Linked DNA regions of Homo sapiens: region 2 is linked to region 1. Evidence: read pairs that join two places in POLR2A ChIA-PET (ENCODE). Cell type or tissue: Caco-2. All regions are shown on one strand. Each heading gives the region's core, and the rest is flanking DNA. Links, peaks and the distances in the headings are about the cores only.

Region 1 (7,768 bases), core at 2,271-4,770:
CTGTCTCAGCCTCCCAAGTAGCCAAGCGCGCACCACAACGCCTGGCTGTTTTGTATTTTTAGTAGAGATGGGGTTTCACCATGTAGGCCAGGCTGGTTTCGAACTCCTGACCTCAAGTGATCTGCCCGCCTCGGCCTCCCAAAGTGCTGGGATTACAGGCATTAGCCGCCACGCCCCACCAAAAATTTGTTATTGGAACCCCCTTGGGGTGGGATCCCGGGGATAGATAAGGAGATCCTTGGGGATCATGTGGTTAGAATGGGGAGGATACTGAAGTGACCGCGTGGGGCTCAAGCCGCTGGGAATTGCCTTACTCAGCACTGACCTCCTCCCACAGCCCATCGCCCCATCACCCACTTTCAAGGCTATAAAAGGAGGACAGCCAATCCCAGAGGTGTGGAGATCCATACGTCATCGGTTACTAGGGCTCTCCTGGGCAGATTTGGCGCCTGCCGGACTGAGCCTGGGCGAACCTGGAGACCCACTCGACCACAATGGGGCAACCACGACCAAGAAGGGGCCCCAGAGCTCTCAGAGGTCCTCTAAGCCGGGACCCCAGGCCTGTAGCCACCTTCACTCTTCCAAATCTCCAACTCCGCAATTCTCCCATCCCACTTTTACCTTCCAAGACGATCGACAGAACCACCACCAGGACCGGGAGCGACAGGAAGAGCCTCATGGCGAGGCCGGAGGGGCACCCTGGAGGCGGAGGCAGGGGTTCAGGGGATCAGTGGCACCCTCCTCCCTCCCTCCCACGATCCCCTCATCTCCCTTTATGAGTTCTTGCAGAGTGGAGGCGGGTGTCCCTCCCAAGCACTCAACAACCTGAATCCTTGCTGGAGGGCTTGGTTGGGAGGTCCTGTCCTGCCCGCAGGACCTTTATCAGGCTGGGGAGGGGGCGGGGCAGGTTGATGTTGATCTCCCTCCTCCTGAGCCTTCCCCTGGAAGATTGCCTCCTTCTGCCCACCCAGGTTTTTCTCCTCTGCCCCTGGCCCGTGGGCGTTGGGGTCAGGTGGGGTCCTGACCATTTCCCTTAGCTCCGAAGCCCTTTACCATTCAGCACCCTCACCTCCCAATCTCCCTGACTCTGGGGGGTCCTCAGACTACCATAGCTCCTTTCCCCACTCAGAGGACAGCCTCGTCCTGTCCCTGTGGCCATCTTCCCTCAGGGGTCTCCCAGTAATAACCCTGTGATCTCATCCCCCCCTCATTCACACCGTGTCCCTAGATCACCTCTTTCCCTCACTTCCCCTCTCTCAGCAAGCCTCCTCAGCCCCAACAACTTTTCCTTTATGTTGCTGGGGCCTCCCAGTTGGCCCCGCAACCCTGCCCTGCGTGCCACCTCCAATTTCTTTCAGACCAGCCCTTGAAACATCCCAGACCACCCTGATATTCTCTGGGCTCTTAACTTGATGATTTTCAGTCTCCCTTTTTTGCAAAGGGAAGGGGTCGCCTTAGCTGGACACTAAAAACCTCACCTGCATTGGCCAGGCATGGTGGCTCATGCCTGTAATCCCAGCGCTTTGGGAAGCTGAGGAAGGAGGATCACTTGAGCCCAGGAGTTAAGAGACCAGCCTGGGCAATATAGGGAGACCTCATCTCTACAAAAAAGTTCAAAAATTAGCTGAGCGTGGTGGCGCACACCTGTAGTCCCAGCTATTCAAGAGGCTGAGGTAGGAAGATTGCTTGAGCCCAGGAGTTCGAGGCTGCAGTGAGCTGTGATTGCGCCACTGCACTCCAGCCTGGTGAGACAGAGTGAGACCCCATCTCAAAAAATTAAAACCTTCAGCTGCAAAGCTCTGAGTGTATGCCCCTTCTTCCCTTCCACCGGGCCTCACCCCCTTTGGCTGGCTACCTCCCCCAAACACTCTATCTGCTCTTATTCACCCTCTGATGCCCCTCCTGGCACCAAGCCTGCTTCCCACCATCACCACATCCGTCCCCCAGGGCTGGAGTCCAATTCCTTCCCCACCAGCTGCCTTTGACCGCCAGTGACCCTGGCAGCTGATGGGGAGGGTGTCCTCAGCCCAGCCTCAGACTCTAGTTCGGCTGGCCTTGTGCCCCCACAACCACGTGTCAGCCTGGCGGTAGGGGGATGGTTGTGAAAGGGACAGCATAGACAAGACCCTGGCAGGATTGCAACATCCCTCTGGCCAGCTCAGAGCTTCCAGTCCCTGTAAGCCCCAGGGGCCCCCCTACTTCCTCAACTGAGCCCAGCATTCCCCAAACATCCACCCAGATGTCTGCTTCCCCGATCCCACAAGAATAGAATAACAATGCTCCTGATTTTCCAACCTCATCCTCCCCTCTGCTATAGGGGTTTCTGTTTAATAGATGGGGAAACTGTCACACAACCAAGAACATCCAGTAGGGCTCAGTGAGGGGCAAAGAGGGGGCTACTGACTGGGCGCAGTGGCTCACACCTATAATCCCACCACTTTGGGAAGCTGAGGCAGGAGGATCTGCTTGAGCCCAGGAGTTTGACACCAGCCTGGGCAACACAGTAAGACCCTATCTCTAGAAAAAAATTAAAAATTTGGCCAGGTGCGGTGGCCCACGCCTGTAATCTGTGCACTTTGGGAGGCCTAGGTGGGTGGATCATTTGAGGTCAGGAGTTCTAGACCAGCCTGACCAACATGGTGAAACCCCGTCCCTGTCAAAAATAGAAAAAATTAGCCGGGTGTGGTGGCACAGGCCTGTAATCCCAGTTACTTGGGAGGCTGAGGCTGACCAACATGGAGAAACCCGTCTCTACTAAAAATAGAAAATTAGCCAGGTGTGGTGGCACATGCTTGTAATCCCAGCTACTTGGGAGGCTGAGGCAGGGGAAGGTTGTGGTGAGATGAGATTGTGTCACTGCACTCCAGCCTGGGCGACAGAGCAAACCTCCATCTCAAAAAACAAAACAAAACAAAACAAAAAAACCAAATGTTTATTTGCCACAAAAACCCTATCAGATGGGCGTCTTTATCATTTCCATTGTACAGATGGGGAAACAGGCTTCGGGGTCGGGGCATAGCCACTTACTGACGACTCCCCACCCAGCAAGTGGTTTTGAACCCGGACCCTCTCACACTACCTAAACCACGCCAGGACAACCTCTGCTCCTCTCCACCGAAATTCCAAGGGGTCGAGTGGATGTTGGAGGTGGCATGGGCCCAGAGAGGTCTCTGACCTCTGCCCCAGCTCCAAGGTCAGCAGGCAGGGAGGGCTGTGTGTTTGCTGTTTGCTGCTTGCAATGTTTGCCCATTTTAGGGACATGAGTAGGCTGAAGTTTGTTCAGTGTGGACTTCAGAGGCAGCACACAAACAGCTGCTGGAGGATGGGAACTGAGGGGTTGGAAGGGGGCAGGGTGAGCCCAGAAACTCCTGTGTGCCTCTGAGCCTGCAGCTCTGTTCTCTAAGTCACCAAGCCCCCAAACCACTCTCATCTCTTTCTCTCCATCCCTGGGTCCTGGCCCTAGTCTGAATCCCATCCCTTCATTCCCCGAATCCCTACGCCCTCCTCCCTGCTAAACTTCTGGTGTCTCTAGCCCCTCCCCTCCTGGCTGGATACTCTGGGTGATGGTAGGAAAGTCTAGGGTAAAAAAGAGTTTGAAATGTCCCTCCTAACGCATGTTGAAAAATTGAATTATGATTCACATTCCATAAAATTTACCCTTTTATTTATTTTTTTGAGGTGGAGTCTCACTCAGTTGCCCAGGCTGGAGTGCGGTGGTGGAATCTAGGCTCACTGTAGCCTCCACCCGCCGGGTTTAAGCGATTCTCATGCCTCAGCCTCCCAAGTAGCTGAGACTACAGGCACCCACCACCACGCCTGGCTAATTTCTTAATTATTTTTTTTTTTTTTGAGACGGAGTTTCGCTCTTGTTGCCCAGGCTGGAGTACGATGGTGTGATGTCGGCTCACCACAACCTCTGCCTCCCGGGTTCAAGCAATTCTCCTGCCTCAACCTCTGGAGTAGCTGGGATTACAGGCATGCGCCACCATACCTGGCTAATTTTTTGTATTTTTAGTAGAGACGGGGTTTCTCCATGTTGGTCAGGCTGGTCTTGAACTCCCAGCCTCAGGTGATCTGCCCGCCTCGGACTCCAAAAGTGCTGGGATTACAGACATGAGCCACCGTGTCCGGCTAAATTTACCCTTTGAAAATGTACTGTTCAGTGGTTTTTCCTATATTGGGAAGGTTGCACGATCATCACCAGTATCTAATTCAGAACATGGCTCACTGCAGCCTCAACCTCCCTGATTCAAAGCCATCCTCCTACCTCAGCCTGCCACGTGGCTGGAACCCCAAGGTGTCCACTACCATGCTCAGCTAATTTTTATTTTTTATTTTTTATTTATTTTTATTTTTAGAACGGATGGGGTCTTGCTATTGCCCAGGCTGATCTTGAACTCCTGAGCTGAAGCAATCCTCCCACCTTGGCATCTCAAAGAGTTAGGATTACAGGCGTGTGCCACCACGTCTGGCAGGGGATGATTTTGGAAGAGAACTGGAGGAAGTGAGGAGGGAGCCAGGCAGATATCTGGACCCCTGGGGAAGAACATTCCAGGCAAGAGGAACAGTAACTGCAAGGGCCCTGAGATGGGAACCTGCCCAGTACATTGGAGGAATAGCAAAGAGTTGCTTGTGAGTGATGGAGAGAGAGACAGGGAGGAGGCGATCGTGGACGGCATAGTGTCCCGTTTGTAGGCCTTGGTAAGTGCTTCTGGGTTTACTCTGAGAGAATCAGGAGAGTTCTGAGCAGAGGAAGAGCATAATCTGACTTGAGGCCGGCCATGGTGGCTCATGCCTGTAACCCCAGCACTTTGGGAGGCCAAGGAGGGCTAATTGCTAGAGCTCAGGAGTTCGAGACCAACCTGGGCAACATGGTGAAACCCCGTCTCTACTACAAATACAAAAATTAGCTGGGTGTGGTGGCACACACACGCCTGTAGTCCCAGCTACTTGGGAGACTGAGCAGGAAAATCGGTTCAACCTGGGAGGCAGAGGTTGCAGTGAGCTGAGATGGTGCCACTGCACAGGCTGGGCAATAGAGTGAGACTCCGTCTCAAAAAACAAAAAACAAAAAATCTGACTTGAGTTCTAACAGGCTGCTGAGTGAGAAGACAGGAGAGTATAGGAGTTTGGAGGGTTGATTTGGGGGAGAAGGGGATGCATTAACCCCAGGGAGTAATATTTATACATTTATTTATTCTCTTTCTTCTTTTTTTGGTAGAGATGGTGTCTCACCATGTTACCCAGGCTGGTCTCGAACTCCTGACCTCAAGTGATCCTCCCACCTCAGCCTTCCAAAGTGCTGGGATTACACGCATAAGCCACTGTGCCCAGTTTCAGGATTTCCTTTTATGTTTTGAGATTGAGTCTTGCTCTGATGCCCCGGCTGGAGTGCAGTGGCATGATCTCGGCTCACTGCAGCCTCCACCTCCTGGGTTCAAGCGATTCTCATGCCTCAGCCTACTGAGTAGCTGGGATTACAGGCGCACGCCTGGCTAATTTTTTGTATTTTTAGTAGAGACGGGGTTTCACCATGTTGGCCAAGATGGTCTCCAACTCCTGGCCTCAAGTGATCCTCCTGCCTTGACCTCCGAAAGTGCTGGGATAACATGCGTGAGCCACATCGTCTGGGATGTGAGGAGCCCCTCTGCCTGGCTGCCCAGTCTGGGAAGTGAGGAGCGTCTCCGTCCGGCCGCCATCCCATCTAGGAAGTGAGGAGCGCCTCTTCCCGGCCGCACATCGTCTGAGATGTGGGGAGCGCCTCTGCCCCGCCGCCCCGTCTGGGATGTGAGGAGCGCCTCTGCCCGGCCGCGACCCCGTCTGGGAGGTGAGGAGCGTCTCTGCCCGGCCACCCCGTCTGAGAAGTGAGGAGACCCTCTGCCTGGCAACCGCCCTGTCTGAGAAGTGAGGAGCCTCTCCGCCCGGCAGCCACCCCGTCCGGGAGGTGAGGGGCGCCTCTGCCCGGCCGCCCCTACTGGGAAGTGAGGAGCCCCTCTGCCCGGCCACCACCCTGTCTGGGAGGTGTGCCCAACAGCTCATTGAGAACCGGCCAGGATGACAATCGCGGCTTTGTGGAATAGAAAGGGGGGAAAAGTTGGGGAAAAGATTGAGAAATCGGATGGTTGCCGTGTCTGTGTAGAAAGAAGTAGACATGGGAGACTTTTCATTTTGTTCTATACTAAGAAAAATTCTTCTGCCTTGGGATCCTGTTGATCTGTGATCTTACCCCCAACCCTGTGCTCTCTGAAACATGTGCTGTGTCCACTCAGGGTTAAATGGATTAAGGGTGGTGCAAGATGTGCTTTGTTAAACAGATGCTTGAAGGCAGCATGCTCGTTAAGAGTCGTCACCACTCCCTAATCTCAAGTACCCAGGGACACAAACACTGCGGAAGGCCTCAGGGTCCTCTGCCTAGGAAAACCAGAGACCTTTGTTCACTTGTTTATCTGCTGACCTTCCCTCCACTATTGTCCTATGACCCTGCCAAATCCCCCTCTGTGAGAAACACCCAAGAATGATCAATAAAAAATAAATAAATAAATAAATAAATAAATAAAATTTAAAAAAAAAAACATGTGTGAGCCACAGAGCCCGGCCTTAGGGTTTCCTTTTTAAGGATGCGTTACATTCCATTACATGTAGAGACCACATTTCCTTGACCCATTCATCTGTTGATAAACATTTAGGTTGTTTCCATATCTTGGGTATTGAGCAGACCTGCAGTGAACATGGGAGGGCAGGTATCTCTTCAAGGTCCTGATTTCAATTCTTTTGAATAAATACCCAGAAGTGGGATTGAAGGATCATTTGAGAGTTCTATCTTTAATGTTTTGAGGAAACCCCATACTGTTTTCCACAGTGGCTGCAGTGTTTGATGTCCCAACTAGGATTGTATATTATACATTTTGAATTTTTTTTTTTTTTGAGATGGAGTCCCACTCTGTCTCCCAGGCTGGAGGGCAGTGGCGCCATCTTGGCTCACTGCAACCTTCGACTCCTGGGTTCAAGGGATTCTCTTGCCTCAGCCTCCCAAGCAGCTGGGATTACAGGCATGTGCCACCCCACCCGGCTAATTTTTTTGTATTTTTAGTAGAGACAGGGTTTCACCATGTTGGCCAGGCAGGTCTCAAACTTTTGACTTCAGGTAATCCGCCCGCCTTGTCTTCCCAAAGTGCTGGGATTACAGGCATGAGCCACTTCACCCAGCCTGAATATTAACCGGTTATTAGATATGTGGCTTACAAATATTTTTCTTATGAAATCTTAAGCTGGGTGCGGTGGCTCACACCTGTAATCCCAGCACTTTGGGAGGCCAGGACGGGTGGATCATTTAAGGCCAGGAGTTTGAGACCAGCCTGGCCAACATGGGGAAATTCCGTCTCTACTAAAAATACAAAAAAATTAGCTGGGCGTGGTGGCACATGCCTATAATCCCAGCTACTCAGGAGGCTGAGGCAGGAGAATCCCTTGAACTCAGGTGGTGGAGGTTGCAAGGCTGCAGTGAATGGAGATTGTGCAACTGCACTCCAGCCTGGGTGACTCCATCTCTTAAAAAAAAAAAAAAAAAGAAAGAAATCTTAATTACATAGGGTTGTTTCTCATGTGTATGTGGTTTAATTTTACATAAGAGCCAGGCACAGTGGCTCACGCCTGTAATTCTAATACTTTGGGAGGCCAAGGCAGGAGGATTGCTTAAGCCCAGGAGTTGGAGACCAGCCTGGCCAACATGATGAAACCCTGTCTCTACTAAAAATACAAAAATTAGCTG
Region 2 (4,993 bases), core at 1-2,500, 460 kb before region 1:
TGGAAATATTCCATTTCATCAGTGGAGGCTCTGATTGGAAGGTTCCATCTGGTTCTTGGAGGTGACACAGAACTTGGATTCTGGAGCAGTTTGGGAGGTGCTGAGAGGTCCCCTTAGGAAGGGGTGGGAGGATAGAGACAGGCAGCGGATTTGCATGTGGGATGAGGAGGTGGGAGCTCCTGATGTCTGAAGATCCTGTCTCTCCCCAGCTGTTCCCCAGGGTGAAGCCTCAAAGGAGTAAAGTCTAGCAGGATAGAAGGAGGTTTCTGAGGCTGACAGAAACAAGCATTCCTGCCTTCCCTCCAGACCTCTCCCTCTGTTTTTTGCTGCCTTTATCTGCACCCCTCACCCTGCTGGTGGTGGTCCTTGCCACCGGTTCTCTGTTCTCCTGGAAGTCCAGGGAAGAAGGAGGGCCCCAGCCTTAAATTTAGTAATCTGCCTTAGCCTTGGGAGGTCTGGGAAGGGCTGGAAATCACTGGGGACAGGAAACCACTTCCTTTTGCCAAATCAGATCCCGTCCAAAGTGCCTCCCATGCCTACCACCATCATCACATCCCCCAGCAAGCCAGCCACCTGCCCAGCCGGGCCTGGGATGGGCCACCACACCACTGGATATTCCTGGGAGTCACTGCTGACACCATCTCTCCCAGCAGTCTTGGGGTCTGGGTGGGAAACATTGGTCTCTACCAGGATCCCTGCCCCACCTCTCCCCAATTAAGTGCCTTCACACAGCACTGGTTTAATGTTTATAAACAAAATAGAGAAACTTTCCTTATAAATAAAAGTAGTTTGCACAGAAATTGACTTTCTTCTCTTTTGATTCTGTTTTGACTCAATACATGCTCATCATTGTGGTTATGATTTTTGGCAAGGCAGTCTGAAAGTAGCCCTTTCTTCTTCTTCTTCTTTTTTTTTTTTTTTTTTTGATCTCACTCTAGTGCCCAGGCTGGGGCACGATAGCGCAATCTCAGCTCACTGCAACCTCTGCCTCCTGAGTTCAAGCGATTCTCCTGCCTCAGCCTCCCGAGTAGCTGGGATTACAGGCATCTGCCACCCCACCTGGCTAATTTTTGTATTTTCAGTAGAGACGGGGTTTCACCATGTTGGCCAGGCTGGTCTTGAACTCTTGACCTCAGGTGATCCACACACCTCGGCCTTCCAAAGTGCTGGGATTACAGGCCATTAGCCACCATGGCCAGCCTGAAAGTAGCCCTTTCTAAGGGATTCTTTTCACACAAGTCCAATCCTTTATTTTATATTTCGGATTCTTCTTTTGTGTCCTTTAGTTTCAAGTACATGCCTGATAATTCTATCACCTGAAGTTTGGAGGCAGCTAATCCTATAGTTTGTTGTGTCTGCTGGTTCTCACTCATGGTGGGCTGTTTCCTTGGGTGTTGAAATTGTAGGTTGAGAGGCCAGGCGCGGTGGCTCACGCCTGTAATTTCAGCACTTTGGGAGGTCAAGGCGGGTGGATCACTGGAGGCCAGGAGTTTAAGACCAGCCTGGCCAACATGGTGAAACCTCATCTCTACTAAAAAGCACAAAAATTAGCCTGGTGTGGTGGTAGGTGCCTGTAGTTCCAGCTACTTGGGAGGCTGAGGCAGGAGAATCTGTTAAACCCGGGAGGCGGAAGTTGTGGTGAGCCAAGATTGCACCATTGTACTCCAGCCTGGGCTACAAGAGCAAAATTCCCTCTCAAACAAACAAACAAAAATCTCTGCCAGCTTGGACAACATAGGGAGACCCTGTGTCGATCAAAAATAAAAAAATTAAGCCAGGTGTGTGGCTCACGCTTGTAATCCCAGCAATTTGGGAGGCTGAGGCAGATGGATCACCTGAGGTCAGGAGTTTGAGACCAGTCTGACCAATATGGTGAAACCTGGTGTCTACTAAAAATACAAAAATTAGCCCGCCGTGGTGGTGTGCACCTGTAGTCCCAGCTACTTGGGAGGCTGAGAAAGGAGAATCGCTTGAACCCGGGAGATGGAGGTTGCAGTAAACCGAGATCACGCTACTGCACTCCAGCCTGGGTGACAGAGCAAGACTCTGTCTGAAAAAAAAAAAAGAAAAAAAAAATTGCCGGGCGTGGTGCCTCACGCCTGTAATCCCAGCACTTTGGGAGGCCAAGGCAGGTGGATCACCTGAGGTCAGGAGTTCGAGACCAGCCTGACCAATATGATGAAACCCCGTCTCTACTAAAAATACAAAAATTAGCTGGGCGTGATGGCATGTACCTGTAATCCCAGCTACTCAGGAAGCTGAGACAGGAGAATCACTGGAATCCAGGAGGCAGAGGTTGCAGTGAGCTGAGATAGCACCATTGCACTCCAGCCCGGGCAACAAGAGCGAAACTCCGTCACAAAAATATAATAAATAAATAAATAATTAGCTGAGCGTGGTAATGTACACCTGAGGTCCCAGCTACTCAGGAAGCCAAGGTGGAAGGATCGCTTGAGCTCAGGAGGTAGAAGCTGCAGTAAGCTGTGATCACGCCACTGCATTCCAGCCTCTGCCACAGAATAGACTTTGTCTCAAAATAATTTTTATTTATTTTATTATTTTTATTTTTTTATTTTATTTTTATTTTTATTTATTATTTATTATTATTTTTTTTTTTTTGCGACGGAGTCTCGCTGTTTCGCCCAGGCCGGACTGCATTGGCACTATCTCGGCTCACTGCAAGCTCCGCCTCCTGGGTTCATGCCATTCTCCTGCCTCAGCCTCCCGAGTAGCTGGGGCTACAGGCTCCCGCCATGGCGTCCGGCTAATTTTTTGTATTTTTAGTAGAGATGGAGTTTCACTGTGTTAGCCAAGATGGTCTTGATCTCCTGACGTCATGATCCGCCTGCCTCGGCCTCCCAAAGTGCTGGGATTACAGGCGTGAGCCGCCGCGCCTGGCCTCAAAATAATTTTTAAAAATGAAAAATAAATAAAGACCAGGAGCCATAGCTCACGCCTGTAATCCCAACACTTTGGGAGGCCCAGGCAGGTGGATCATGAGGTCAGGAGTTCAAGACCAGCCTGGCCAAGATGGTGAAACCCCATCTCTACTAAAAATACAAAAAATTAGCCGGGCGTGGTGGTGGGCGTCTGTAATCTCAGCTACTCAGGAGGCTGAGGCAGGAGAATTGCTTGAACCCAGGAGGTGGAGGTTGCAGTGAGCTGAGATCGCGCCACTGCACTCCATCCTGGGTGACAGAGCGAGACTCCGTCTCAAAAAAAAAGAAAAAGAAAAATAATAAATAAAACCAAACCTCTGCACTCCGTGATTCATCATGAGAGAGATAATGATTCAAATGAAATATATTGCTATGATGACTGTTTCCAAATTGCTAACATAGTTTATGACCAATTTTTGGTTTGTCAAATTCATAATCTGTGAATGTGACCTTATATGGTAAAAGGGAGGTTGCAGTTGTGCTGACCTTGAGGATCTGAAAATGAGACAATAATCCTGGAGTATCTGAGTGAGCCCTAAACCTGGTCTCCAGTGTTCTTTTTTTTTTTTTTTTTTTGAGATGGAGTCTTGCATTGTCACCCAGGCTGGAGTGCAGTGGCACGATCTCGTCTCACTGCAACCTCTGCCTCCCAGGTTCAAGCGATTCTCCTGCCTCAGCCTCTCAAGTAGCTGGGATTACAGGCACCTGCCACCATGCCCGGCTACTTTTTTGTATTTTTTTAGTAGAGACGGGGTTTCACTGTGTTGGCCAGGCTGGTCTCGAACTCCTGACCTTGTGATCCGCCTGCCTCGGTCTCCCAAAGTGCTGGGATTACAGGCGTCAGCCACCATGCCTGGCTCCAATGTTCTTATAAGAGGAAGATTGGATAGGAAGACAGAGACAGGCCATGTGACACTTGAGCCAGAGGCTAGCTGCCAGCTTTGAAGGTTAGGGAAGGGGTTCCGAGCCAAGGAATGCAAGGTATGCAAAGAATTTGGCTCTAGAAACTGAAAAAGACAAGGAAATGATTCTCCCGTGGAGCCTCCCTGGAGATCATAGTGCAACCTAGCAGGAAGGGCCCTCCCACTACCCGCAAACCCCACTTTAGTTTTTTTTTCCTCTAGTGATCGCCATTTTTTTTTTTTTTTTGAGATGAGTCTCACTCATGGTTCACTGCAACCTCAACGTCCCAGGCTTAAATGATCCTCCCGCCTCAGCCTCCCAAGTAGCTGGGACTATAGGCACCACATCCCACTAATCTCTCTCTTTTTTTTTTTTTAATTTTCCGTAGAGACAGGATCTCACCGTGTTGCCGAGGCTGGCCTTGAATTCCTGGGCTCAAGTGATCCTCCTGCCTTGGCCTCCCAAAGTGCTGGGAATATAGACATGATTCACTGCACCCAACCAACATTGGATTGATATTCTCTTAAATTCTCCAACTTTTTCTCCCATTAAGGGACATAGTGCTGTTTATTAGATGGGTAATATCATAGATAATTCGACTTGGACCATGGAGTTCATTCAAATTGTGTATCTTGACAATTTTAGTATTGGCTGATGTAACATGACAATCTAGGAGAGTATTTCCTTGGTATTTAATTCATGTTCTGCTTGGTTTAGCAATTTTATAAACCAGCCTAGGCCTTGCACAGTGGCTCATGCCTGTAATCCCAGCGCTTTGGGAGGCCAAGGCAGGTGGATCACCTGAGGTCAGGAGTTCGAGACCAGCCTGGCCAACATGGTGAAACCCCGTCTCTACTAAAAATAAAAAAATAAAAAAAAAAATAGCCGAGCATGGTGGTGGGTGCCTGTAATCCCAGCTCCTGGGGAGGCTGAGGCAGGAGAATCACTTGAAACCGGGAGGCGGAGGTTGTGGTGAGCCAAGATCGTGCCACTGCAATCCAGCTTGGGCAACAAGAGTGAAAATCCATCTCAAAAATAATAAAATAAAATAAAATAAAATATAAACCAGTCAGTTTCTTCATTAGAGTTCTGGAAATTCTTACCCAGTCCAAACAATATGATCCTAAAATTTATCAGAAACCTATACTCAG

What was found. ChIA-PET counts read pairs that join two places held together with the same protein. Peaks named below come from ENCODE experiments on the same cell type or tissue, not always from the same donor. Only the 100,000 strongest peaks of a DNase experiment are listed, where the experiment ranks them.
Region 2: POLR2A ChIA-PET joins it to region 1 with 8 read pairs; 2 of 35 experiments call an interaction of 5 or more read pairs at or near these places.

What each region holds. Positions count from the first base shown.
Region 1 is chr19:44,919,887-44,927,654 of GRCh38, reverse strand. It overlaps the pseudogene APOC1P1. Among named protein-coding and RNA genes, the nearest start is that of APOC1, 9.2 kb to the right of the region's middle. RefSeq lists an enhancer at 1-313. In Caco-2, for the core only: no CTCF peak of the experiment used is centred there; a DNase peak (open chromatin) is centred at 3,260.
Region 2 is chr19:45,375,445-45,380,437 of GRCh38, reverse strand. It overlaps PPP1R13L (protein phosphatase 1 regulatory subunit 13 like), which reads left to right. Exons shown (of 13, transcript NM_006663.4): 13 at 210-800. The coding sequence ends at 248. Among named protein-coding and RNA genes, the nearest start is that of ERCC2, 7.4 kb to the right of the region's middle. RefSeq lists enhancers at 3,421-4,259, 4,260-4,993. In Caco-2, for the core only: no CTCF peak of the experiment used is centred there; no DNase peak of the experiment used is centred there.